Linked DNA regions of Homo sapiens: region 1 is linked to region 2. A link is a loop called in an ENCODE intact Hi-C map of the cell type or tissue named here. Cell type or tissue: CD4-positive, alpha-beta T cell. All regions are shown on one strand. Links, peaks and the distances in the headings refer to the core of each region. The heading gives the core; the rest is flanking DNA. Region 1 overlaps HIVEP1 (HIVEP zinc finger 1). Region 2 holds the start of LOC124901258 (a long non-coding RNA gene).

Region 1 (13,036 bases), core at 2,329-10,328, 350 kb before region 2:
GCCCAGAGATAGAGGGAGCTGCAGGTTTTAATTAATTTATAGGTAATGGTTCAAGGGTTTTTAGAAGATCCAGAGTGGTTATGGACAAAGTAGAGTAGAGATAAAAGTTAAATGGACATGAACAATGTCTACCCTAGTGTGATAATGAGCTGTGGAATAGCAAAGGTGATTAGGAACAAAACATTCTATAATAAAATTTAAAATGTGAAATGCCTCATCTTGCTACACTTTTATGGTCTGCCCTTTGCAAAACTCTTCACTTATCCTTTTCAGAAAGCATGTTTCCATTGTGATACAGAAAAAAACTTTTAAAAGTTCAAAGAGAAAAGTAGATATGAGGTCCACTGTACTTTAAGATCATAGATCAACTAAATGTTGTTTCTTCTTTATGAAAACCATCTTGATATCAAAACAGACCATGAAAATAACAAAATGTACACAGACACACAACAAATGTGTTACACTGAGCCTTCTAAGGATTTTACATTATTTTGTCTCTTAACATATCTAATTATTTATACATACAGTATATATCAATCACCTGGTTTCATTTGGCAGCCTTGTGAGACCACCACCCTTAAACTGCACTTTTAATAGTGGGGGAAAGAAGTTCCCCCTTATACTAAATATGTTTTTACCCATAGAAGATGCTAGGAAGACCACTGTCTTTTATGGTTGAGCACACATTCCCTAAGAAGTAAAAATAAAAGCAAACTCCCAAAGTCTCCTTCCGAAAACCTCACACTATTTCAGAGCCCACAGGAGCCCAGGTGAGGGGCCGAGCTAAAAGTCCAAAAGCACCTTCTTTAGACAGGTGTCAAATCAACTTAGCCCAAGGATGATTCTCTTAGTGCCACTCTTTTAGCTCCTGCTTTGATGACCCTTTCTACATCCCCTAAAACAGTAAAACCCAACTTTTGCTGCATATTTTTAAAGATTTAACTCATTTATTAATAAAACAGCAAGACACTATAACTCATTCAAAGGAGAATTCAAAGACCAGATATAGATAGATAGATAGATAGATAGATAGATAGATAGATAGATAGATGCCATCAGGAATGTCAAAATAAATTTGCTTAATTATGTGAAAATAATCAACATCCACAGGGCAATAATCAATTGCATCTTCACCAGGCACAATTTGCATTTCCATGGACAAGAATCAAATTTGTTGTATTAATTTCTATTACAGAGTTGTTAAATAATTGCTGCATATTTGATTCACCTAATATTAGTCATTTAAAAATCTTGATACTCAGGCTGCACCCCACTCCAATTAAATCAGCCTTTTAAAAAGTTTCCCAGGTGATTCCAACATGCGGCCAACCTTGCAAATCAATGTTCTCTAAATTACAGATATTATCTGGTCAAGATTCAAAATTGTATAAAATGCAAGTAGTTAAGGGAGAAAAGTCTTATCAGCCAGCTCTTCGAAGCAATATTTTATCAAGTACCAGGGGCAGCAGCAGCATCTGTCTGCCTTATCAAAGCTGCTGCTGATGTTAGTGGATACTGAGGAAGATAAGGAAGGAAAAGTTCAATGTGCACTTCATGGCTAAGAATGTCTAATTAAATTATACCTCTAAAATCCAAAGCCAGAGCCTATATTTTTAATAGGTATTAAACCAAAAATAGATCTAATAATTATTACTGTCAGCCCTAAACTAGAACATAATTTCCCAGCTGAAAATTTAATGCTTGAAGATACAAAAACTATTTAAATATATAAACTATTGTTATAAAGATGTTGAAAATTGATAAGCTTTCCAATACATATTTCTAATAATATAGTTTTCTAATAATCACAACAAAATATGTTGCCCACTGTGGGATGGATATAATTATTAGAGTATGACAACATTGGTTTCCTCTTCCCACTGGATGATTTCTGATGTAGCGAATGGAAGGAGGTAGTCATCGTAACCATGGTGGGAGAGCAAGAACAAGACAGTATTCTCACCCTGAGAGGCTACACGCCAGGGTCCACTGAACTTGGGCTACTAATCCAGTATGGATTCACACATGCACACGCATACACGCACGCACACACACGGGCACATGCATCCACACCCTGAATTTGGGGCTAAGGATGCAGATTTACGGATGGTTGGGAGAGACCCAGGATCTCAAAGACTTAAAAAAAACAAAACAAACTCACTGGCATGCTCCTCCAGCTTTTCAGGCAGGCCACTACCCCACCCCTTGTCAGCAAATAATTACATCCATTTTCCCCTATAACAAATGTTAAAAGTATATATATATGTGTGTGTGTGTTTATATATATGTTTATATGTGTGTATAGTGTGTGTATATATATGTATATATATGTATGTGTGTGTGTGTGTGTATATATATGTATGTATTTTTTTTTTTTTTAAGGAGGACTCAGATACAAGGTGCTGCTATTACCTGGGGCAAAAACACAGAAACTAAGCCACTAAGTGTAGTGAACTCTGACTGCCTCTCCAAATCCGAGCCGCTCCCCTTCCTGGGCCTTGTGCATTTAGCTCACTGCAGACCAGGAACCATGAGAACTGTACTATGTGTTGGAGCAAATCCTTTCTGATATTTCAGATTTCTGGTTCTGTTGGAACAAGACACATTCTGAGAAAAGCTTGGTCTACTGGTACTGGGGCAGAGGATCTGAGCAACAGAGACGGGGCAGCACCAAGCCTGACAATGCGGACCAAGTCAAACGAAACACAGACCACCGAGACTATTCTTTCAGACGTTCTTAAATGCTAAGTTGTCAATTAGTGACTATGTTTTTTAGCTATTATAGCTGAGTCAATGCTTTGCTTGGCATCTTTCACATCCCTTCTCTAGGAGTATTGAGATCAACAGACCTGCCTGTCAGATATTAATCCTACAGTCACTATTCACAACTGTCCCATTAACTTGCCATATGCATTCTTCTTCACCATCTTCTTACCTAAACAATGTCCTCTTCTTTTGTAATCCTTTCCAGAATTGGTAATTCTCTGTGGGGGAAATACAACAGCAAGCAAGATATAGCCTCTTTTCAAGATGGTACTCCATCGCATTCTGTGATCTCAAATTACTACAGATACAAACACATCCATACTCTCTAAGAGAAAAAGGAAAGGATGAAGATTTAAAATGTGGGAGTAGCAGAAAAGAAACAGTGAAAATAACTGTCCAACCCCCTCTTGAGTAAGAAGAGGGAGACTGAGAGGCACAGAAGATGAGAAAGGGAAGAATGCCATTACATTTCTTCTAGAAGTCTCAACAGAATTAGATGTCAATTTGAGATAAATAATATACTGATGCTTCAGTTTTCTACTATAGACCCAACGACCAAACCAACAGCTAAGACTTAAGACCTTCCAGCCCCAGACACCGGACTTATCATCACTGTGTTGGCACCTTCAGCTGGTGGATCTCCAGCCCCATCTTCCCCTTGTAAGTTTCACACATTCCCTGAGAAGGCTCCTTACTTCAGGAAGCTCTCACTTCCCCATCACATGCCTACGAAAGATGACAAGTGCAGATGACTTATGACAAGGACGCCAAGGACTTCAGAGCTCCTGTCCAGGATCCCATGGCACTAGAGCACCCACCTGGAGTCTTGAATGTAACCCTGAACAAAGCGTCCCTCTGGACACAATGGCATCGCCACCAGGGATGACGTTAGCAGGATGAGCTCTGTATTGCCAGTGACAATAGTCAGGTACATCGCAAATTAAATACCTTTTGCAGGCTATGCTGAAAACCTAATCTGATATGACACATTATTACTAAGGGCAAATGTGGTCTGGGCACCAAACCACAGATTTAAAACTGAATTTTTGTTACATAATCCAGTTATAATTGAGGCCTCACTGCATATGACTCGGGTTCACAATGCTTCAGATAATTCACTTAGGAAGAAAACTCTGTCAGTAAGAGAAGTTTCTGGGCTCCTCCTGGGGCTTTGTAAGTTGTAGTTTAGGGCCCTGGCTTCCTATTTGATATACATCATCCCTCCAGCAAGATCCACCTCTACGGAAAACTTACTCTAGGTAATCTATGCTCACATCACAGAGACTCTGAAAAGGCCTCTCTCATGTAACGTTAAGTAGCTGACTATATTCTAATTAAAAGTGAAACAAGAATTCTCTTTCCTTCAGCCCCAATCAGAAATTTGGCAGACAAATTCACTCACTACCTGTTGCACTGATATGGCTGTCTGCTGTGGTCTCGATGTTTTTGTCCCCTCCAAAATGCATGTGTTGGAAACTTAATCCACAATGCAACAGCAATGGGAGGCAGGGTCTACTGGGCGGTGTTTAGGTCATGAAGGCTCCACCCTCATGATGGACCTATGCTGATATAAAAAAGGACTGCAGGAGTGGGTTTACTCTCTTCCGCTCTTCAGCCATGTGAGGACACAGGGTTTGTCCTTCTCTTAACCTTCTGCCTTCCTCCATGTGAAGACACAGCAAGAGGGCCCTCACCAGTGCTGCCACCTTGATCTTGGAATCCCAGCCCCCAGAACTGTGAAAAAGAAATTTCTGTTCCTTTATAAATTATCCAGTCTCAGGTGTTTTGTTACAGCAAGCACAAACAGACTAAAACAGCATCTCTCTCTCTAAGATGTTTTCAAAGTAATTTTATCTGATTTTGAACTATTTTTTCTTGTGAGTTTTTATTTCAAAAAGTATACCCTACTTCAAATCAATAAACATGTGCTTAATTAGTAACCCATACAAGTCAAAGCCATAAACAGAGATATGTTAGGCAACAAATGTATATTCAAATATAATCTGATATTGAAAGAATATCTAAAAACTTAAAAGCAATCAGTTAATATTCTTTAATGAAGCATATTTCTATATTTGACTGTTTGAAAAAACAAAGACCAATGGTAAAAAAGCTATAAGACAAACAACTCAGTTCCTTTCAAAAATAACCTGCAAAAAAAGCAAGAAGAGAATTGGAAAGGGTACCCACAGATCAAAAGAATACAAAAGATACATCAACTTATAAAACAGGTGGAGCTTATTTGCCCTCATTCTAACGAAATGTTTAAAAAATTACACTACTGGGGACAACTGGAAATTCAAATACTGACAGGATATTTGACCATATTATTAAGGAAATTACTCTTCTTTATTTTTGTTTGTTTCACAAAGGTATTGTGATGACATGAAAAGATATCCCTTATCGTTTGGAGCTTATATAATGAAAACATAGGAATGAGATGATATCCCCAAGGTTAGCTTTAAAGCAATGTGGGAGGGTGGAAGTAGCCAGAGTAGTAAATGCAACCAGACTGGCTACCAGCTGTTAGTTACTGAAGCTGAACGATAGGTAAATGGAGGCTTATTACACTATTCTATTTTGTAATCATTTTAAAACTTCCATAATGAAGTTTAGAAAAAAAAAAAAGGCCCAATCTGAAATTTTTTAAAAACTGAAAGATTACCAAACTCAACACGTGTTGTTGTAGTGTTAGTAATAATAAACAAGAAATGACATGTGACAGTGCAAGACGAGTGAGGTGAAGCAGCTAAAGGCCAGCGCAGAGTGGGCATTCAAAAGGTCACTGCCCCTAAAAATCATCTGAGCCCAAAGGAAAGGAAATAATTTCTGAACTACCACTAGGAGTCAGGTTTGCACACACCAAAGCTGAAAAGGATAACAGAATAGAAAACAATTTCTAGACATCCAAAGTTCTTCATTCCTTTCGAGGGGATTGGGAGATAGGGTCAAAGACCTCCCCTTTAAGAATCTGAAAATTGGAAAGCCTTCAAGATACAAAATCTAAAACGCCAAACCCAAGGAGCAGAGCAATGTACATGGTACACTTCCATCTGTGTCATGCACGTGTCTACGTGCCTGTGCGTGTGCATGAAAGGATACACAAGTCACTGCTGCAGTCAGCCCTGAGGAAAGGGGCGGTGTGAGAAAGACACAGGTTTCACTGTACTTTTTTTACTGTCTTTTCTGTTTGAACTAATTAACTTGTGAGATTTAACTTTGGTTTTTGAAATTTAAACGATATCTAATACAAGAAGAAAGTATTTCAACTATCCCAATTTGCCACTGTTAACATATTACCACATTAGTTTCCAGGTTATTTTTCATGTTTGTGTATGTATACATACATACTATCAAACATGAAAAGACATAAGAAAACATGGATACATTCTTTCTATCTTTATAAATTACATCTTCATAATCCTACTCCAATACTGATCCATCACTTTTTCTATTAAAAAAGTGATAATTTTTTAAAAAGAATAAAACTTCAAAAGATCTCTATAAAAAAAAAAATCTCATGACCAGCGTACAGCCTCTCTCAGAAAGAGAGACAAGGACATGCACGCGCGCGCACACACACACACACACACACACACTTTTTCATACAATTAAGGACTGCAGCGATCTATGGAGACCCCTAAATCCATGTCAAGAACCCCTGCTACAGACCTACACTACACTATCATTATTCTTGCACTGTGAATGAGGATTCAAAGATACATTTTTATGGTGCTATTGAACACTAACTTTTCTGCTCATTTTCATTTTTTTCAGTTGTTAAATTTCTCCCCAAATAATATAGTAATATAGCTCTTACTAGTACACACTATTCTTATTTTGCCATACGGAAAAATAAGTTTAAAAAGTAGGTATATAATCTTTCCTTTTCTTAATTTCCCAATCCAATTATTTTTAACAACTATCATAGAGTGGAAGAGAGTAGACAGGAAAGAAAAAATCACTGGTATCGGTGCATCAGGCATTGTGCTTGGCATAGGACACTCACATCATCTTTAGAATCGGCCATGTGCCAACTTTTGAGTAAGGCAGTATCCCCCATTTTAGAACCTAAGCTTTAGTGGAGATGAAAATATTTTAATCAAATAAAATGTTTTCATGCATAAGTACCTATAACATACAGTAAACAATGCAATTTCTACAAATGCACAAGGAAGAAAGAACAGTGATGTACAGCTCTCATGGTGCACACCCACTCCAATCAATCTACTTTTGTTCCCAGCAGTAGTGAGGTGGGGAGTGTGTGGTGCAGGGACCTCTCACCAGCTCACCCACAAACCCTGCCAGCCAACCGGGGGCACTCAAATTCACCAACCAAAAGGATCCCAGCACCATCTTATTTTTCCGCCTGCCAGCTCAGGAGGCTTCCCAGAGTGTCTTAATCCTTTAACATGATGAAAATCTGGATGGCAAAGGTTCCCCAAGATTTTAATATCTACTCACTTAGGACTCAGGCTTCTGGTAATGGCAGAATAGCCTATATGAGACTAACCCTCCTTCTAATAACAATAAAAATGTAGAGAAAATATATATTTTTAATGAAAGTGCTGGAGAGTGACCAAGAGCTGGCAGAAACTAGATGTGTTGACCCTTAAAGGCTGAGATGCGAAGGAGGTGAGGCCACATTTAAATGGTCTTTCCCCCAGGGCAACGGCCAGTCCCCTAGGAACAGTGAGGCAGGAAGCAGTATTACTGAGCTGGAGGACACAGAGATGGGGTCTGGGGCAGCTGGAAATTGGGAGGAGGTAGGTACAGTGAGCGGAAATCCCAGAAAAGAGGGAGACTCAGAGGAGGGAGTCTAGAATCTAATAACAAACCCTCAAATCCTTGGCTGTCTTTTGAACTGCTTGTGTAGAAGACAAGGAACCCAAAGTAAAGCCACCCAAAGGAAGACTGGAAGAACTGAGCAAAGTATCAGCAGTGACTCAATATGGGGGACAAGGAGCTAGGAACTCAAGTCCTGCCAGGGATAGAGTAGCCAAGCAAACATCTTCTATTTCCACTGAAACTTCAGACTACGGGCAACTCAACAGACCTACTCTAAAAGGCCTCAAAGCAAGCCTCCACCAGTCTATGAAATAATCTGATAGTAATTTAACTGCCTGCTAGAAAACACATGATAATCTTCAGATGCAGATGACAATAGAGAGCCTCTAAAACATATCCACATTGTTCTCTATGTGATTAAAAATTATTAGGCACGCAAATCACAAAAATGTGACACACAGAGAAAGCAGTAAAAAGAATAAGAACTACACAAGACAAAGATGTTGGAATCAGCAGACAAGGGATGTAAAATAACTATAATATATAGGAAATAATTTACAGAAAAAAGATGGGTAAAGAATGAATGAAGAGTAGAAGATTTCAGAAGAGATATAGAAACTCTAAAAAGAATGGAAATACTAGAACAGAAAAGTACAATAGCTGAAATAAAAATTCACTGGATGAGAATAACAGCAGACAGGGCACTGCCGTTAGGAAAGGAGTCACGAACTTGAAGACAAGTCAACAAAAATTATCCAACCAACGCATACAGAGAAAAGCCTGAAAAAAATGAACAAACTGTGGAATCATATCATGTAATCTAACACAGATGCAACGAAAGCTCCAGAAGAGAGAGCTGGAAAAAGGGAATAGAAGAATATTCCCCAAACTTGACTGAAAATATCAGCCTGCAGATCCAGGAGGCTCGGTGAACCCAGGGAAGATGACTCTAAAGGATACTACACATAGACCTATCACAGCAAACCAGCAGATTAAAACAGGAATAGAGATGAGGAAAGGGAGGGGCACGAAGTGGGAGAGGGGAAGGGGAGGGAGAAGCAGCGAGGCAACAGGATTTAAAAATGTCTAACTAGAATTCTATATCTAGCCAAATTACCCTTTGAAAGTAAAGCAAAGTGATGATATTTTTAGAAAAAAGTTGAGACAATTTCTTGCCAATATTATAAGCAATGCTAAAAGGGGCTGATTCAGGCTGATGGAAAATGACAACAGATGGAAATAAGCACCATAGCAGGGGACAGAGCACCATGGTCCACAGGCCAACTTCAGCCTATCGCTGTTTCTGTAGTGCCCATGCATTATTTATTTAATAAAAAAAAAAAAAGAAGAAGAATATGTGACAAAGACTGCAGACTATGAGGTCCACAAAATCTGTAATATTTACTATCTTGTGCCTTACAAAAAAAGGTTGCCAAATCCCAATTTATAAGAAGAAAAAGACAGAGGCAAATGTAAGACTATATCTTTTTCTTTAGTTCTTCAAAAGATAATTGTTTAAAGCAAAAATAACAATGAATTAAAGCATTTACAGTATATGTATAAATAAAACAGATTACAAAAAATTAACTCATCTAAAAATGCCCTCAAGCCCAAGGCCATCCCATAAATATGAACTCATACAACCCTAAATCTTAGTAATATTAAATTATTTCACATTATTTCTGAAAAGCCTTAAAACACTAGGCTGAAATGATTATTTTTTAATAACACAAAACTGAAATAAAATAGATGGTTTGCTCCCAATCTATTTTCTAACATACACAGCAAATAGCAAGTATGTTATCAGCTATGAAAATCTTTTGAAAAACTGAAAGCACCTTCTGTTTAAAGTGCTTCTTAAAAAATTAATAATTTGTTCTCTTTCAACCTGTTGAATACTGGCAAACTGTGAGGGTTGACAGGAAACACTTCTTTGAGGAAAGAACATGAAGAAGGGTATAAATAGGAAAAGGAAGACAATATTTGGGGAACAATGGTGTGAGTCAGAAAGTAAATACACAAGGTGAGAGGAGAGTGGTGAAGAGTTAGTATATCAGGAGAGCGATCAGAGTCTCTCACAAGGCACAGAGGGCTCTGGCTGGGGGGCAGGAGGTATGGCAATGCCAGCCCCCCACTATCAAGGAGGTGACCCACTTTCAGCACTGCACATCCAGTGGCTTGCACAATTTACACACATAACCGAGGGAAGTGTCTGGAATCAACAGGTTAACTACTACATGAACAAATGAAGAAACAGAAATGGTCTATTAGGGATGAGAAGTCAATGTGTACACATAACAATGAATTTGGAACATGAGACTAAGGGGTGGGGGCTTATTCCAAGAGAGATGCTTCAAAAGAATGCTGGAACAGAACACTATAGACTGATGAAGTCAGGACCTACTGATTCTGATTTGTAATTCAGAGTCTCGAGTTCTCATTTACTTTAATAGATCCTGGTTTGTGTTTTATCATGTTTGGTCACTAGAGAAAATTGGGAGTGCTTTGTTCTCATTCTATTTCAAATGCATACTATGTAAATAAAATTACTATGAGTGAGAAAATTAAAAATCAGCAAGAAACTGATAAAGATACTGATCAGATGGATGGGAAATAAACGGTAACCTAAAATCATGGAGGCGGTTGAGTGGAGCCAAATTTTATAAATGGTCAGGTCACTAGCTGGTGTTTTCCTACTGGTAGAGCTTTAACTTTCAATTTAAGTTCAAACTGTAGAAATATGGATAGTGACTTTTTAGAGTATGAGAATCCTAAATTTTTTAAATAATAGACTTTCATATTAGTATCCAGTCAAGCATTCCATAATGACATTTCAGTTAACAACAGACTAAATGTACGATGGTAGTCTCACAAGATTATAAAGGAGTTGAAAAATTCTTTTTAGTAGAGGCAGGGTTGCACCATGTTGGCCACGCACTGGTCTCGAACTCCTAACCCCAAGTGATCTACCCGCCTCGGCCTCCCAAAGTGCTGAGATTACAGGCATGAGCCACCGCACCCGGCCGAAAAATCCATATTGCCTAGTGATATTTGGGCTTTCTACATCATAATGCAACACAGTCATCACGTATTTGTGGTGATGCTGGTGTAAACAAACCCACTGCACTGCCAGTCATATACAAATACAGAACATGCAATTATGTACAATACATAATGCTTGATAATGATAGTAAATGACTATATGACTGGTTTATGTATTTACTATACTTTATTGTCATTTTAGACTGTACTCCTTCTACTCATTTTTAAAAAAAGTTAATAGTAAAATAGCCTCAGGCAGATCCTTCAGGAGGGATTCCAGAAGAAGCACTGTTCTCATGGGAAATGACAGCTCCATATGTGTCACTGCCCCTGAAGACCTTCCGTGGGACAAGATGTAGAGATGGAAGACAATGATACTGATGAGCCTGAGTCTGTGCAGGGCTAGGCTAATGTGTGTGTGTGTGTCTTAGTTCTTAATAACAAAGTTAAAAAAGTAAAAAATAATAATTCTAAAAATAGAAAAAAACTTATAGAATAAGAATATAAAAAATATTTTTGTACAGCTATACGATGTGTTTGCTTTAAGCTAGATGTTATCATAGAAGAGTCAAAAAGTTAAAAATTAAAAGGTTATAAAGTTACAGTAAGCTACAGTTAATTTATTACTAACACAATTTTTTTCTTTTTATTTATTTATTTATTATTATTATACTTTAAGTTTTAGGGTACATGTGCACAATGTGCAGGTTAGTTACATATGTATACATTTGCCATGCTGGTGCGCTGCACCCACTAACTCGTCATCTAGCATTAGGTATATCTCCCAATGCTATCCCTCCCCCCTCCCCCCACCCCAGAACAGTCCCCAGAGTGTGATGTTCCCCTTCCTGTGTCCATATGTTCTCATCGTTCAATTCCCACCTATGAGTGAGAATATGCGTACTAACACAATTTTTTAAAAAATTGAGTATATCCTAAGTATACAGCATTTATAAAGTCTACAGTAGCGTGCAGTAATGTCCTAGGCCTCCCCATCCACTCACCACCCACTCACTGACTCAACCCAGAGAAACTTCCAGTCCTTCAAGCTCTATTCATGGTAAGTGTCCTATACAGGTTGTATGAATTTTTTATCTTTTATACTATACCTTTTCTGTTTAGATACACAAATACCACTGTGCTGTAATTGCCTACAGTATTCAGTAAATGAACATGCTGTGCAGGTTTGTAACCTAGGAGCGATAGGCTATACCATATAGGCTACGTGTGTAGTTGGCTGTACCATCTAGGTTTGTGTAAGTACACCCCATGGTGTTTGCACAATGACCAATGAGGAAATCACCTAACGACACATTTCTCAGAATGTATCCCATTGTTAAATGATTAATGACTTTGTACATTACATAAGTCAATTTTTGTGTATGTGCACACATGTTTTAAAGAATAATATTATCATAGCTGCATTTCTGGGGAAAGTGACAAGAAATTGGTAAGGCTGATAATAAGGATAAAGAGCAGAGGCAAGTAAAGGGAGAAAACACCAATTTTTTATTGTATATGCTTCTGTATTAGTTGATTTAAGTTCATGTATTACTCATATTAAAGATATATTATTTACTCATTTAAATACACAGGTATGTATAATATATATGAACATATGTGTAAATATGGACAGCCAAATAAAAAACAAACTTGGGTGTCTCAATTCCCTGAAAGTATATAAGTGCCTGCTTGCTTATATGCTTAATACACATATTACATATATGTGTGACGATTTACACATATATCTTCACAAATACGTGTGCACATATATGAATATATACGCATACTGTCAGATTCTTAAGTATTCTCCCTTAAACTCAATACATTATTCCATACTTCCAATTTATTTGATGCCTGTTTCCTCCTTCCAAATTAAGAATATTTTAACATCATCTAACTGACAATAATACTATTATAAGTATTACAAAACATGATTCTTTACCCTTTACATTCCTTTAATTTAGTTAAAAGTGTTAGTTAAAGTATTCTAAGGTCAGGCTGGGCATGGTGGCTCGTGCCTGTAATCCTAGTACTTTGGGAAGCCAAGGTGGGCGGATCACCTGAGGTCAGGAGTTTGAGACCACCCTGGCCAACACGGTGAAACCCCGCCTCTACTAAAAATACAAAATTAGACGGGCATGGTGGTGTGCATCTGTAATCCCAGCTATTTGGGAGGCTGAGGCAAGAGAATCACTTGAACCCAGGAGGCGGAGATTGCACTGAGCCAAGATCGTGCCACTGTACTCCAGCCTGGGCAACGAGGGCGAAACTCCATCTCAAAAAACAAAAAAAGTATTCTGAGGTCAGTTAAGAAGTCTGCTCTTTCATCTCAAAATCTGCATCTCTTCTAAAGCACAGCCCCCTCACCAGCACGAATCAGAAATTAAAAAGGTATGAAAAATATAAGTAGGTCTTAGAGGGGAGAAAAATAAAATGA
Region 2 (10,358 bases), core at 2,341-10,340:
ATGAACATGCTTGAATGGCTGAGGGATCTGAGGCATCTAACTACATTCTACCTGAAAAGTCATTTAGTGGGCAGAGCATGCTAGGTTTGTCCACTCCTGTTGCCTGTTTCATTATGGGCTTATTTGCATCAGCAGCTGGCATCAGAGCTCCTAGAAGGCATTTGGGCAATTGCATGGGAGATGATTTCTGTAGCTGGCCTAGATTTCGTCATTCAACCACCTGGCAATACTCATTTTCAGAAACGCTGCCCAATAGTCTATAATCAAGGGAACGTGCTTGGCCTTTCACCCAGTGAGTGGGAAACTTTTCTTCCATTCTATAACCTTCTCATCTAGCACCATGCTTTTGTTCCTTCTGAAAGAAAGAGGCTTGCTGAACACAAGACCTGCAGATTGGAAGCTAATCAGTGTTCCTTCTCTAGACTCACACAAGCTATTCATGTGTGACAATCTGGACAACCCTCCGATCCCTATATGCGGGGAAGTTTAGTTCAGTTCAGTGCTCTGTCAGGGATGGAAGCGCAGAGAGAGAGAGAGAGAGTGCATTCCAAAGAACATGGGCTCTAGCAGTGCCTGTTTTATGGACTCGACCAGCCTCTGTCTTAGAGCAAATAAACTTGGTGCCCAGACCTCATCTGCTGTTTTCTCCCTAGCCCTTCCTTCCCTTTTGTGGTGTCTACCCCTCCCACCTTTCTGTGCCCCTCTTTCCCTGAGTACCCAAATCTTTCTTCTCCCATCTTAAAGAAAGCACTTGCTCAATAAATCTACCCCCAGACTCCAGTGCTCTATATTGTTCTTCAGCCTCTGAAGCCTTTACATTTTAACAAAGGGAATTTCAGAGAACGAGGCTTAAGCTTGGGTCCTACTGATAGTTGATGTCTGGAGCACTCTGTTGAAAAGGATTCTGAGGCATTACCAAGAAAAAGTTGTGTGATTATTTGGCAATGACTTTCAATAGCATGACAATGGACAGTGGTAAGATATATGCTATGTGTTTGCCATATCTGGCTTAATACAAAGGAATATATCCCTAAAGACAGAGTATCTGGGACCTGGATTGGGGTAAGAGTATAGACACATAAAGATTTTGTTGTTGTTGTTCTTGCATGTGTTGAAGAGAAGCAAAGTGGAATCTAGCTGATTATACACATGAATTTGTATGCTGTATTTTTTTTGGTGGTCTTTAACTTACTCTTTTATTGCCAAGTGTAAATCTGGTAGTTCATATATATGTTATTACCTTTTACTTACTAATGTCTTCTACCTAAGGACTTGTAAGTTGATTTTCAGTTCACATATCTGACCCTTGTTTTTCTTTTCCTTTTTGGGGATGAAGAAGATGAAAAGCACCTAAGGCCACTGCTGTTATTGGGGAAAATTGTAGTGGCTATAAAAATGAGTAGTAGAGGCCAGGAGGTTGGTTTGTCAGTACCTGGGCGGGTGTCCCCATGATGCAGGTAATTAGGATGTTGGAGAAAGAAATGCCACAGGATGGGAGCCAGGTACAAGTGCATCGTTATCCATTCAGTGGTTCACCAGCGCCAGGCACTGTGCTAAAATATGGAGGATACAGTGAAGTTCAGGAAACCTGCTACCTTTAGAGGCTGTCCGGGAAAGAGGAGCATAACAGACAGTGGGAGACAGGGTGATAGGACTGTAATAGGCATAAGCCCAGGATGCTATGGGCACACAGAGAGATGTGCAGGACTGGCTTCTTAAAGGGAAGCACTGTCTAAGCTGAGGCCCAAGGAATGAATAAGAATAGGTCAAAAGAGACATGGAAAAGACCTTCAGGCAGAAAAAACAGCATCTGCAAAGGGCTGGAGGAGCTGAGGGTATGGCTGAATTGGAGGACAGGGTAAAGCCAGGTCGTAAATCCACATTAGTGCGTTTGGACTTTTAAACCAAGTGCTTTTCTGTAGAAAAGTGTTATAATCAGAGGAATGAAATGATGTGGTTTATGTAAGAAAGCTGATTAGAAAGATGATTCTGGCTGAAGTGTGGACATTAGACTGAAGAGGAACAAGACAGGTAGACCAGTTGGTGGCATTGCTGGTAACTCAGGGGAGTTGATGTTAGCCAACTGATGATAACATCAGTCAATCCACAAATAAAATCAGAGAGTGTGAACAATGGGAGGTGACTTAGAGATGACTTAGCATTGGAAAACTAAATCTCCAGTAGGGTAGATGACATGCCCATGGTCATATGGCAGAGGTGGGGTAGAGATGCAAAGCTGGTACTTGAGCCAACTAAAACTGAGGTCTCCTCTCTCCAAATCCAGTTGTCTTTCCACTGTGTTTACATGGCCAGGTATTTGTTCAATTCCCAGTGTGTGCAAAACCATTCAGCTAAATGCTGGATGGATGGGCATGCACAAAGCTTGACCTAGCTCTGCACTTTGAAATCTTTCACGTGTTGTTCCCAGCTCTATGTGCTTGGATTAGACATTAAAGTACTGGTAATGAAGGGAGTGGAGGGAAGGGATGGAGACCTGTCACCAGCAGGAACGTGACTGGGTGAGCCCCAGTGCCCAGTGGGGAGCTGAGGTGGTTTGGGATTTCGTCCTTCATGAAAAATGCTAAGTTGGTATTTGGTCCACTAAGCCCCATTTTTGCTAGAACAAATCAAATATAGACACTTAAAGGAGGGTGTTTGATGTGATCCTGTTGATGGAAGCATCTCTATTTCTGCTCACGCCCTGGTTAGAGGAGCTCAGACTCTTTGGTGCCTGCCAACCCCACCCTTACGCAGTTTCCAGGGCCCCTGGCTCCTCACAGCCACAGATGGCCATGAAGTTCTACAAACTGCAGACACCCATGGAGACGTTTTAGGGAAGTGGCTATGGGCCCACTGTCAGATGTGCCAGTTTGGACAGTCAAATGGGGAAATGGCATAACACGAATGAGGTAAAGAGCATGGGCTCGGGCCAGAGGGAGCGTGAGAAACGAACATGAGTCAGGAAAACGGCACTGAAGCTGAGCTGGAGAAGCATTTCACCGCCGAAACCATGTTCAAATGACCTAAAAATAGTTCCTGAGACCGTGGGGACCGCCTTACATGTGGTGGTTGCTTTTAGTTATTTTTCAGATTGCAAAATTGAAGAGCTCTCCCCTAAGTGGGAAAATAAAGCTTTGCAAAATAGTAATGACTGCAAAGCTTTCATTTCCTTTGGAAAGCATTAGTCACCTTTAAATATGGTAGCTCACTTATTTCTCCCTTCTCTCCTACCCCAAAACACCTCACCTAGTTCTCCCTGAGGCAGTGGTGAGGAGCAAAAAAATAGAAATGTTCCTTCTGCTGGTTTTTATTCTTTCTTTTATTGAATAAATATTTTCCCTAACACATGGTTGGTCCTGCCCAGAAAAGCAATGTTATATCAGGCCAAGCTTCAGCCTGCAGGGGGTTTATCCTTAATAAGTGGAGATGACCCATGCATACAAATTATAAGTGCAGAAGATGGAAAGTGGTAAAACCTCATAAAAAAAACACAAGGAGCCACAGAAAAGGAAGAGTTTGCATCCAGCTGAGCGGTGTGGGAAGGGCACTGTGGAAGGCATGCATTGGATCTGAGCCCTGAAGGACCGGCAGGATTGGAGCTAGAAAAAATGAGAGAAGGTAAACAAAAGGAGCACAGTCCCAAGGCCAGGAGAGTGCAGAAAGCGTGAGAGCAAGGGTCAGTAATTCTCTTTGCTGGACCTGTTTGTGAAAGAGACTAATGAGAAATATCCCTGGAACTACCCACTCATGAAGGCTTGCAGATGGCAGACTAGAGGATGTTGGACATAGTATAGAAAATGGGAGCATTTGTTGTTGCTGTTGTTTGTTTGTTTGTTTGGAGTGGAAGCAAGGGTGAGCAGTATTTGTAACTTGGCCAGCAAATTATGCTTTAAAATGTCATTCTTGACAATAGTGCTTCAAATAAGTTGGAGTGACAAGAGATGGGAAACAAAATAAAATATAAACCAATATAAAAATAAAAACTAGCCAGCACATTATGTACTTTGATCACAATGTCTTAGTTTTTATGTATGGTTATTTCACAGTTCCAGTGATATCCCCAAGCACCCTTCTGCCTTGGAGGTCTTGGTCCAGTTTTCCAAGGAGTTCCAATAATCTGCTGAGTGCTCACACATGCCCCTGTCGTGCACTGCACAACCCATGCTGCACACTGTTCTGAGCATTGTTCTTACACACAGATAGCAAAACTGTAATCCCCACTGGGTCCAACATCCCCACCTGGCACAGTGTTAAGGGTTAGCACACCATGCCCACTGCTGATGCCAACAGTGTCATTTACCCATCAGCCCCCTGTGTTGGTAGAATTAACAATGTTACTCGCCACAGCAACCACCCCAGCTGGCCTGGAGTGCATCATCACACTGCTCTTGGTAGACCAGAAACCTACTGATGCTGCAGGTGTCCCTGCTAGTGTGTAAAGTATTGCATGCCCCGTACAAACACTGCACAGATATGCAGCTGTCACCCAGCCTTGGGGCAGATGTTTGTAAAGTCCCTTCCCCAAAGTAGTTGCTATGAGGCAAGAGAGAGAATTACTTTCTTTTATACTGTGCTCTCCAGGGTAAGATCCCTCAGCAAAGCTTCCTGGGTTCCCAGAAGTAACAGTTCTTTAAATTCATGCCTCATTTACAAATACATGTACACATCTTACCCTGAGAATACATTAAAAACTGCCAAGGGGTGGACTAAGCTGAGTTCCAGGACCAGCCACCTTGCCATTTCCAGAATCAGCAATTCTCTTCTTCTCTTTCTGGTTTTTATTCATTTTTCTATTGAATAAATATTTTCCCTAACACATGGTTGGTCCTGCTCAGAACCAACCATGTTGTGAACTCCCTACCAGAGCCACTGTTACCGTTTCCAAAATATGACCTTCAACTGAGATCATCCAGGTCAACCATAGCTTTATAACCTCAACTCAGCAGGGATTGGAATCTCAGCACCATTTTCCACAGAAGAAATCCTTACCCTACCTGTAAATTCATATATGAAAATTAATTAAAAAGATGCCACACAACACATCCTTGTTGTCAACATGCGGGGTCCAGCCCAGCCAGGATCCAAACTGAAGAGGGATGGAGGTGGAGGACTAGGAGAGGAGAGGGTATCTCATCTCCTGCTCTTCTCATCTTTCCTGTTCAAACCTTAGTTCTTATTCAACCAAAATGCCTGTAACAGAAATCAGAAATAATAACGGCATGAAGAGAGTAAAACTGTAGAATCAGAAATGAGAGACATGCCTGAGACACATTGTTGAAACAACAGAATAGGTTTTATGGATTGATTGACATGTACCACACAAATGAAAAGGAAAAATTAGGATAATTCTAAAAATTTTAAGTTAGTAGACAAGAAAAATGGTGATTCCATTGATAGATGAAAATGAATTGTGAAAGTAATCGTCTTGGGTATAAGTAAAACAGTCAGTTTAATATCCCATATCTAGGTCTCATTTCAAAAATACTCTGGTTTAATTGGTTCAGGATATGCCCTCAGCATTGGAATTTTTAAGGCCCTCAAGTCAATTCTAATTTTGAGACAAGATTGAGAATCACCTGCCTGGAGGAATTTCCATTCAGAAATTCAGACCCTGCAGTCTCAAGAAAGATGGGGCTGAGGAGATGCAGCTAGTTGAACCCTCGTGGAGTGACAAGATTGCTGGAAAGAGAGAGAGGAGAGAGGGAAGATAAGTAAGAAGCAAACACCAGGGAAAGGCCCTCCTCTCAGGGACAGGAGGGGGAAGGAGCAGCAAAGGTAGCAAGGAATTACCAGGTAGTAGAAGGGCAGGAAGTTAGAAAACCATGGGCCCTGAAGGCAGAGAGGCTTCAAACTGGAAGGGGGTGTCTCAGGGAGGGGTTGGGCAACAGCTCTAAATGCCGTGATGAGGTTGCCACCCCAATGACTCTCATCACTGCCGACACCTCAACATCTAGGTAAACTATTTGACTAACACTCTAGCCTTGCAGTTTCTCCTGACTCTTTCTGTTTGATTTATTCTCCTGGGCTGGAAAGACGTGACCTGAGGGTTAACACCGAAAGAAAGAATTATATGCCCAAAGCCCACAAAACTCCGTTATCTGTTTATCTGCCACCCACAGACGTCGGTATTTCTCTACTGATAAGACGCAGAAGTTATGAATTTCTTGACAGCCATTATAATGCTCTAAGATTTAGGATAAGGAGACCCTAAAAGATTAATTTTTGGCTGCCATTTGGTGCCCACCCAGTCCAACTCACAGAGGTTCACGTAGCAGATGGCTCAAGAAAGATGTGAAATTGCTCTTTGAACTGAGGGGCAACGTCATTGGCCTCTTCAAAGTATTAGTAAAGTGAGATTAACCAAAACTTGAAAGGCCACTGGGTACATTTCCAAATTTCCAGAGCCTGTGGTGGTCTTGGTGAGTCAGGCGACTGAGAGCCGTCCATAGCAGTGTCCTACAGAGCCACCCAACACAGCCATTCATTTCAAAATTCAAAGAACCTGCTGCATTTTGGGCACTTGGCAAATAAATGTGCCTGACAGAGACAGTCCCTGCCCCTGCAGAGCTTTCAAGCTAGTGAGAAAAACAATCAAATAAGTAACAAAGGTAAGTTCCAGGGTGGAGGAAGCACCTGGCGTAAGCATTTACCCGAATCAGGGTTGGGGGAGAGAGCTTCAGGAAATCTTTTCTAGAGAAATAGACTTTTAAGCTGAGATTTGAAGCGTGAGTAAGATTCAGCCAGACACAGGGCAAAGAGAAGTAGGTTCCAGGAAACAAAAAGGTCAGAGGTGTACCCAGTGAAGACAACAGCAGGTGTGAAAGCCAAGAAACTGCAGCGCTCAGTTCACTCAAGAAACAAAGGGGTTCAATATGGATGGACTGCAGATCTCCAGATGGAAGCGGGGCATGGCCAGGCCAGGTAAGCAGCTGGGATCCTGGGATTCACTGCAGGCAGGGGAGGGCTGTGGACAGAGCTCGCTTTTAGGAAGATTACCGGATTACTGATGGCTTGCAATAGGGGAAGTGGGTTGAAAGGAGCAAGAAAGCCTAGTTGGTAGACAATGACAGAAACCCAAATGGAATGAAGGAGGCTGAAGGAAGATTGTGAAATGTGTGCGCTGAAGAAACATTTAGAAGGAAGTTTAGTATAGATATGATTTCATGGGATCAAACTTGGGGGCAAGATTGAATGGAGGGCTGACATTGGCTGAAATAGAAGACATGTTGAATGCAAAGTTCCCTCCCTCCCTCCCTCCCTCCCTCCCTACCTACCTCCCTCCCTCCCTGCCTCCCTTCCTTCCTTCTTTCCGTCCTTCCTTCCTTCCTTCCTTCTTCTTTCCCCTCTCTCTTCCCACCTTCCCCTCATATTCAGGCAAGCCATAAAGAAGTGATGTCAACTAACAGTGTGACTCTGTCCTCATTCACGCCTCTCTGCTGAGTACCCTTGGTAAATTACTATCATCTTGCCTCATACTCTGTATCTCTGTTAATTTTCCTACTGTCAGGTACCACACCTATAACTTTCCTTACACTTTATCTGTGAAAGTACACAATTCATTAGCTTACCTCGGGAACTTTCTTTTACAAGCCTTATGCTGAAGGAAACAAACATGAAGTAAACAGAAATTTTCCAAGCCTCTGGGGGGATGTCCTTATTTATAGACTATCTTACATAAATGTGCATGGGAATTCAGAAGCCCTAATTTCAACTATATAAAGTAAACAAAGTGAACTAAGTGATGCAACTTTTTGGAGTACATTCAGAGCTCCTCACTGACTCCAAACTCCTAGCCCTATCTACTTGAAACTGTTTATTTTCTATGCCATATACCTTCTTTGTCCTGCCATGAGAAGTAGCCATGCAGGTAAGAATCACTGTGGGCATCCTGTAATGCATCCATGGAACGCATATCTTAAAGAACTCTAGGCTGGCCATGGTGGCTCATGCTTGTAATCCCAGCACTTTGGGAGGCTGAGGTGGGCGGATCACAAGGTCAGGAGTTTGAGACCATCCTGACCAACATGGTGAAACCCTGTCTTTACAAAAAATACAAAAATTAGCTGGGCATGGTGGCGCACGCCTGTAAACCCAGCTACTCGGGAGGGTGAGGCAGGAGAATCGCTGAACCCAGGAAGCGGAGCTTGCAGTGAGCCGAGATTGCACCACTGCACTCCAGCCTGAGCAACAGAGTGAGACTCCATCTAAAAAAAGAAAAAGAATTCTAATATTAGTAACAATGATGATAATTATTGTTTGTTCTAGTCACCTCATTCTCAATCTGGGAGGAACATCCAGACAAGTTTGGGAAAGCAGAGTGATACCAGCAGGGCCCAGGCGAGGAACTAAATGCCAACCCTACATTTATATGACCCTAAAATTGACACCTCCTTAGATACATTTAAATTGTGGTAAAAGGTACACAATATTTACAACTTTAACGATTTTAAGTGATTTACCATTTTGATCATTTTTAAGCTCTGTAGCATTTTGTACATTTACCTTGTTGTGCATCCATCACCACCATCCATCTCCAGAACTTTTACATCTTCCCAAACTGAAAGTCTACCCGTTAAACAATAACTCCCTGGCTCAGTCCATTTTGTGTTGCTATAAAAGGATATCAGAGATTGAAAAGAGGTTTATTTAGTTCATATTCTGCAGGCTGAGAAGTTCAAGGGCATGGCCCTGGCTGCCGACAAGGGCCTTACTGCTGCCTCACAATGTGGTGGAGAAGATCAAAGGGGAAATGGACACGTGTGAAAAGGGCAAAACCTGAGGGGCACCCTAGATTTATAACAACCCATTCTCATAGAAAAAATCCATTTCTAGAGCTTACTATCACAAGAACAGCATCAAACCATTCTTAGGAGATCCAACCCCATGACCCGAACACCTCCCACTAGGCTCCCCCTCCCAACACCAACACACGCAGGACCAAATTTCAACATGAGTTTTGGTACGAACAAACAAACCATATTGAAACCATAGATAGCATTCCCCGCTGCCTCCTCCCGCAACCACATGGCAAGCACCATTCTACTTTCTCCCTCTATGAATCTGACATTCTAGGTTTCTCATATAAATGGAATTATACAGTATTTGTCCTTTTACGACTGGTTTATTTCACTTACCATGTCTTCAAAGTTGATCTGTGTGGTAGCATGTGTCAGAATGTTCTTCCTTCTTAATGCCTATGTATAAGCCACATTTTATTTATCCATTCATCTATCAGTGGGCACTTGGGGAGATTCCACCTTCAGGCTATTGTGAATAATGCTGCTATAAACATGGGTGTACAAATATCTCTTCAGATCCCTGTTTTCAATTCCTTTTTTTTTTTTTTTTGAGATAGAGTCTCATTCTCTCGCCCAGGCTGGAGTGCAGTGGCGCGATCTCCAATCACTGCAAGCTCTGCCTCCCAGGTTCATGCCATTCTCCTGCCCTCAGCCTCCCAAGTAGCTGGGACTACAGGCACCTGCCACCACGCCTGGCTAATTTTTTGTATATTTAGTAGAGATGGGGTTTCACCATGTTAGCCATGTTTTCAGTTCTTTTGGGTGTGTACCCAGAAGTGGAATTGCTGGATCAGATGGTAATTCTATTTTAATTTTGGGGAGAACCACCATATAGTTTTCCAAGGCAGATGTACCATCTTCCATTCCTACCAACAATGAACAAGGGTTCCAATTTCTCTATGTCCTTACTAACACTTGTTATCTTGTCTTTTTAAAAAAAATATAGTATCCATCCTAATGAGTGTAAGACAATATCTCACTGTCATTTTGATTTGCATTTCTTCTAGTTATTAGTGATGTTGAACATCCTTTCATGCATTTGTTGGCCTTTTATGTATCTTCTCTGTAAAAGGTCTATTCAAGTCCTTTGTCCATTTTTAATTGAGTTATTTGGGTTTTTTGTTATTGTTGAGTTACAGGAATATTTTACATATTTTGGATATTAACCCCTTATTAGAGATATGATTAGAAATATTGTTTCCCATTCCATGGATTGCCTTTTCACACTGTTTATTGTGTCCTTTGTTGCAGAGATGATCCCTTAAGTTTTACACCCTAGGGCCTCTCTTGCTTCACCCTACTCCCGGTCCTGAATATAGCCCTTGACTCTTCCACAAACCATTTAACAAACTTCAAGTATTTGAAATGACAGAGATCACCCTTGGGTTTCTGAAAGTTTAAGCACAGAATTTCATTCTTCCATCTGAATTCCTTTGACAACGTGGGATATTCAAATTTAAATATTGTTTTTGAAGCATAACCTGGCCTATCCTAATTGCTACAAGAGATCAGCAGCTTCAAAGAAGGCTTTCTGAGAGCACTCCCATTGTGCCATCCCTC

The links. Peaks named below come from ENCODE experiments on the same cell type or tissue, not always from the same donor. Only the 100,000 strongest peaks of a DNase experiment are listed, where the experiment ranks them.
Region 1: it touches region 2 in a loop (2.1-fold over the local background); 4 of 110 quality-filtered maps call a loop at or near these places.

What each region holds. Positions count from the first base shown.
Region 1 is chr6:12,067,949-12,080,984 of GRCh38, reverse strand. All of the region lies in intron 2 of HIVEP1 (HIVEP zinc finger 1), which reads right to left. Among named protein-coding and RNA genes, the nearest start is that of HIVEP1, 62 kb to the right of the region's middle. In CD4-positive, alpha-beta T cell, for the core only: CTCF peaks have their summits at 5,409 and 5,609; DNase peaks (open chromatin) are centred at 5,614 and 5,854.
Region 2 is chr6:11,724,890-11,735,247 of GRCh38, reverse strand. All of the region lies in intron 4 of ADTRP (androgen dependent TFPI regulating protein), which reads left to right. It overlaps LOC124901258 (a long non-coding RNA gene), which reads right to left and starts at 8,083. Exons shown (of 2, transcript XR_007059452.1): 1 at 7,834-8,083; 2 at 4,001-5,190. RefSeq lists enhancers at 2,491-2,580, 2,861-3,160, 5,545-5,714 and a cis regulatory region at 5,629. In CD4-positive, alpha-beta T cell, for the core only: no CTCF peak of the experiment used is centred there; DNase peaks (open chromatin) are centred at 2,937, 4,377, 5,917 and 6,657; H3K4me3 peaks cover 2,750 bases; H3K27ac peaks cover 3,444 bases.